Regions from separate parts of the Homo sapiens genome. Here region 2 is linked to region 1. Evidence: read pairs that join two places in POLR2A ChIA-PET (ENCODE). Cell type or tissue: CD4-positive, alpha-beta T cell. All regions are shown on one strand. Each heading gives the region's core, and the rest is flanking DNA. Links, peaks and the distances in the headings are about the cores only.

What was found. ChIA-PET counts read pairs that join two places held together with the same protein. Peaks named below come from ENCODE experiments on the same cell type or tissue, not always from the same donor. Only the 100,000 strongest peaks of a DNase experiment are listed, where the experiment ranks them.
Region 2: POLR2A ChIA-PET joins it to region 1 with 5 read pairs; 8 of 35 experiments call an interaction of 5 or more read pairs at or near these places.

Annotation. Positions count from the first base shown.
Region 1 is chr4:71,003,125-71,005,928 of GRCh38, forward strand. The region is part of intron 2 of DCK (deoxycytidine kinase); the gene reads left to right. Among named protein-coding and RNA genes, the nearest start is that of DCK, 11 kb to the left of the region's middle. RefSeq lists enhancers at 1,111-1,807, 1,500-1,759 and a silencer at 1,208-1,502. In CD4-positive, alpha-beta T cell, for the core only: no CTCF peak of the experiment used is centred there; a DNase peak (open chromatin) is centred at 1,637; H3K4me3 peaks cover 622 bases; H3K27ac peaks cover 791 bases.
Region 2 is chr4:70,929,872-70,932,675 of GRCh38, forward strand. All of the region lies in intron 1 of MOB1B (MOB kinase activator 1B), which reads left to right. Among named protein-coding and RNA genes, the nearest start is that of MOB1B, 29 kb to the left of the region's middle. In CD4-positive, alpha-beta T cell, for the core only: no CTCF peak of the experiment used is centred there; no DNase peak of the experiment used is centred there.

The sequences.
Region 1 (2,804 bases), core at 133-2,632:
TTCAGGAGCTCTTGTAAGGCAGGCCTTGTGGTGATAAAATCCCTCTACATTTGCCTGTCTGTAAAGGATTTTATTTCTCCTTCACTTATGAAGCTTAGTTTGACTGGTTATGAAATTCTGGGTTGAAAATTCTTTTCTTTAAGAATGTTGAATGTTAGTCCCCACTCTCTTCTGGCTTGTAGGGTTTCTGCCGAGAGATCTGCTGTTAGTCTGATGGGCTTCCCTTTGTGGGTAACCCGACCTTTCTCTCTGGCTGCGCTTAACATTTTTTCCCTCATTTTAACCTTGGTGAATCTGACGATTATGTGTCTTGGCGTTGCTCTTCTCAAGGGCATCTTTGTGATGTTTTCTGTATTTCCTGGATTTGAATGTTGGCCTGTCTTGCTAGGTTGGGGAAGTTCTCCTGGATAATAATCCTGAAATGTGTTTTCCAACTTGGTTCCATTCGTCAGTTTCAGGTATACCAGTCAAACGTAGGTTTGGTCTTTTCACATAGTCCCATATTTCTTGGGAGGCTTTGTTTGTTCCTTTTCATTCTGTTTTCTCTAATCTTATCTTCACGCTTTATTTTTATTAAGTTTTTCTTCAATCTCTGATATCCTTTCTTCCACTTAATCGATTCGGCTATTGATACTTGTGTATGCTTCACCAAGTTCTCATGCTGTGTTTTTCAGCTCCATCAGGTCATTTATGTTCTTCTGTAAACTGGTTATTCTAGTTAGCAGTTCCTGTAACCGTTTATCAAGGTTCTTAGTTCCTTGCATTGGGTTAGAACGTGCTGCTTTAGCTCAGTGGAGTTTGTTATTAACCCACCTTCTGAGGCCTACTTCTGTCAATTCGTCACACTTATTCTCCATCCAGCTTTGTTCTCTTGCTGGCGAGGAGTTGTGGTCCTTTGGAGGAGAAAAGACATTCTGGTTTTTGGAATTTTTAGCTTTTTTGCACTGGCTTTTCTTCATCTTTGTGGATTTATCTACCTTTGGTCTTTGATGTTGGTGAACTTCAGATGGGGTTTTTGCGTGGTTGTCCTTTTTGTTGATGTTGATGCTATTGCTTTTTGTTTGTTAGTTTCCTTCTAACAGTCAGGCCCCTCTGCTGCAAGTCTGCTGGAGTTTGCTGGAGGTCCACTGCAGATCCTGTTTGCCTGGGTATCACCAGCGGAGGCTGCAGAACAGCAAAGATTGCTGCCTGCTCCTTCCTCAGGAAGCTTTGTCCCAGAGGGGCACCTGCCAGAGGCTAGCCAGAGCTCTCTTATATGAGGTGTCTGCCGACCCCTGCTGGGAGCTGTGTCCTAGTCAGGAGGCATGGGGGTCATGGACCCACTTGAGGATGCTGCCTGTCCTTTAGCAGAGCTTGAGCGCTGCGCTGGGAGTTCCACTGCTCTCTTCAGAGCCAGCAGGCAGGATTGTTTAAGTCTGCTGAGGCTGCACTCACAGCCACGCCTTCCCCCAGATGCTCTGTCCCAGGGAGATGGGAGTTTGATCTGTAAGTCCCTGACGGGGGCTGCTGCCTTTCTTTCAGAGATGCCCTGCCCAGAGAGGAGGAATCTAGAGAGGCAGTCTAGCTTCAGGGGTTTGCCAAGCTGTGGTGGGCTCTGCCCAGCTTGAACTTCCAGGTGGTTTTGTTTACACTGTGAGGGGAAAACCACCTACTGAAGTCTCAGTAATGGCGGGCACCCCTCCCCCCACCAAGCTTCAGTGTCTCAGGTTGACTTCAGACTGCTGTGCTGGCAGTGAGAATTTCAAGCCAGTGGATCTTAGCTTGCTGGGCTCCGTGGGGGTGGGATCTGCTGAGCAAGACCACTTGGCTCCCTGGCTTCAGCCCCCTTGGCTCCCTGGCTTCAGCCCCCTTTCTAGGGGAGTGAACGGTTCTGTCTCGCTGGCATTCCAGGCACCACTGGGGTATGAAAAAAAACTCCTGCAGCTAACTCCGTGTCTGCCCAAATGGCTGTCCAGTTTTGTGCTTGAAACCCAGGGCCCTTGTGTAGGCACCCGAGGGAATCTCCTGGTCTGCGGGTTGTGAAGACTGTGGGAAAAAGCCTAGTATCTGGGCTGGATAGCACCATCCCTCAAGGCTTCCCTTGGCTAGGGGAGGGAGTTCCCCCACCCCTTTCACCTTCCAGGTGAGGCGATGCCCCACCCTGCTTCTGCTTGGCCTCTGTGGGCTGCACCCACTGTATAACCAGTCCCAATGAGATGAATTGGGTACTTCAGTCGGAAATGCAGAAATCACCCGTCTTCTGCATTGGTCTCACTGGGAGCTGCAGACCAGAGCTGTTCCTATTTGGCCATCTTGCCTGGGAATCTAAAAGTTTTTAAAAAGTTAAATAATAAAAGTTTTAAAAAATCTAACAGCAAATTAAATTCCTTCATTGTCTTTTCTAATTTTTTTTTTTTTTTGAGATGGAGTTTCGCTTTTGTTGCCCAGGCTGGAGTGCAATGGCTCGATCTTGGCTCACCACAACCTCCGCCTCCCGGGTTCAAGCGATTCTCCTGCCTCAGCCTCCCAAGTAGCTGGGATTACAAGCATGGGCCACCATGCCTGGCTAATTTTTTTTACTAGAGATGGGGTTTCTCCATGTTGGTCAGGCTGGGCCCAAACTCCTGACCTCAGGTGATCCGCCTGCCTCAGCCTCCCAAAATGTTTGGATTACAGGCCTGAGCCACTATGCCCAACCCTTCAGTGTCTTTTCACATTTTGTTTAAAAACAAGCAAATAAGGCCGGGTGCGGTGGCTCACACCTGTAATCCCAGCCCTTTGGGAGGCCGAGGCAGGTGGATCGCCTGAGGTCAGGAGTTCGAGAC
Region 2 (2,804 bases), core at 36-2,535, 73 kb before region 1:
ATCCGCCCGCCTCGGCCTCCCTTAATACAGCCACTGCGCCCAGCCTTAATTTTTAAAATTTTTTGTAGAGACAGCGTCTCCCTATGTTGCCCAGGGTGGTCTTGAAGTCCTGGGCTTGAGCAATTCACCCGTCTCAGCCTCCCAAAGTGTTGGAATTACAGGCATGAGCCACCGTGCCTGGCCAGAATGAAGTTTTAAAATTTAAAATTTAGATTTAAAATGAAGTTTTAACAATTTACTAGAAAAATAATGCTTTTTTCGAAATTAGCATATAGTATAGTCTATAAGGGTGGATTTCACAAACTGAGATATTTAACTCAGTGTATATCTTGTTTCTTAGTTTTTTTTTGATATTTTACTACAGGCAATAAACTGATAATTTAGTGTACATAAACATGTTTGGGAGGCAGATGGCATATGTGGAGCTCTAAAAATAACTAAATTCTGGGGGTAGATTTAAAGTTACTTTTCACTTACTTCTCTTAATTCTTTTATTGCTTTTCTCATGGAGTCTGTTAGAAAGCTATGCCAGGGTTTTTAGTTTCTGATTATTTCAGGATGAAGAGTTTTTTTCTTTTAGTAACTCTTTCCCCAAAGTATGAGTAAACAGTCGTGTCCAATTGCTAGTGCATGTGAAGAATATGCTTTTATGGCATGCTTGTTATTTTTGAGTATTTACAAGTTGAACTATTAAGAGTAATTTATATGTTACAACAACTCAGAACACTCTACCTTTTTTTATTAGTAAAATCAGTAAATACTGTGCATGATTGTATGTGTGAAACCCTGGTAGCTTAATGAATTTTTTCTTTTTTTAAATGTCAGGTCTGACAACTGTGCTTGCATTTCACTTATTTCAAAAAGAGGAAGAGGGAGGATTTTTGCATTTAGTTTTGTGCATTTTTTTCTTTTTTTCCCTCTGATGGTTTTCACTTATTTCTGTTATCCTCTCTTAGTTTAAATGGTCAGAGTCGAAACCCATTCTAGGTATTGGGGAGCATTGCAACGTCTCAAATAATGTGAAATGTCACTTTTGCAGTTGACTGTATTAGCACTAAAGGGACTTCTTTAAACATTTTTAATTGTACCTTTCCTTTTTTTTTTTTTTTTTTTTTAACACAGCTGTTTCTCTGCCTTGTGTCCCAGGTTTGATTGCATCTGTATATTACTTTCACAGTGGGCCTTTCCTGACATCACACTGATAACCACTAGCTGCTTTTGTTAGACTTTGTTTAGAGAAATCATGGTTGTCCTGTGCTTGGGTACCATAAGCTCATGCTTAAAGCATTGGTGATCTGAAAGATCTGTTAGCTTCCCAGACAGAAAGGGGAGAATGAAATTAGCTTTAATGAAATAAATGTTTTGGCTCAGTTGTATAGAATAATTCAAGTCTTCTTATGATTTGCAGTTACATTCTGAAAGAATATGTCTAGAACTGTGTATGCCCCTGTAAATCAGGCTCAAAGAGGTAGGACTTAGACTTTAGGTGGTGGTAGTTACAAAACTTATAATTTGGGCAAAATCATCGTACTTTTGTGTCTCTTTTTCTTATTCATAAAATAACAGTTTTTATTTGACAACATGCAGGCTTTCTTCCTAAACATGTTAGAGAAGATTTATGATTGGCTTGTGGAACTGGTCAGAATGAGATCAGACCTCTGAATAAATAGATTACCTTTAGTGATTTTTTAGGGTTGGAAAAATTTCTAGTCCAGCCTCTTTGTTTTTAGATGAAATATTTGCTTTGGGTTTTATGATTTTCTGAGGTCACACTTTGTCAACTGTATAAATACATTCTGGTGAGACTAATTTTGATTACCAAGAATTCCAAGTGTCTTATTTTAGTTGAATTTTATGACATTAAGACAATTTTCCACCTTTCAGAGACAGGATGTCACTCTGAGGCTGGAGTGCAGTGGGGCGATGGTAGTTCACTGCAGCCTCGAACTCGTGGGCTCAAGCAATCCTCCCATCTCAGTCTCCTAAGTAGCTGGGAGTACAGGCACATGCACCATGCCTGGCTAAGTTTTGTTGTTGTTGTTCAGACGTGGTCTTACTGTGTGGCCCAGGTTAGTCTCGAAGTCCTGGGCTCAAGCAATCCTCCCACTTCGGCCTTCCAAACTAGTGGGATTGTAGGCATGAGGCACTGCACCTGGCTGGTTTTCTGCTCTTTTCGCAGTTTCTTGTTAAAAATGTACAATATGTAGATATAACTCAAGCCTGTATCTGTGGAGCAGGCCTCTAGTAGCTACCAAGGATAAAGAGATGGTACAGATCTATTTAGCTGGTATTAATTATTGAATATCGATTGTATGCCAAGTGGTGCTCTATATTTCTATATATATAATTTAATTTTCAGATTATAAGAGAAATCATATCATCCATCATGTAGATTATATGATTTGCAATCAAAATGATTGCAGTCAAGCAATTAAATAGCTTACCTGGAATCACGTAACTAGTACTAGACAGATCAGCATTTCCAGTCTAGGTGATCCAACAGCAAAAATCAAGGAATTTTTTTCTTTTTCTTTCTTTTTTTTAACCACATGAAGTAGGTAATGCCTGAGTTAAATAATAATAGTAAATGGGTTTTATTGATCTTTGTGCCAGGCATTGCACTAGTATTTTATTTTCTGATTTCTAATCCTTGGGAAAACTCTTGCAGCATGCTGGTCTCTCCATTTTGTAGATGAGGCAAATAAGGTTCTAGAGAGGCTGGGAAGTAAATCAACTCTCTCACTAAATTGTGGAGTTGCAGTGTGATTCCAGAGCCATAGGACTCCATCAGTCTGTGTTTTTCC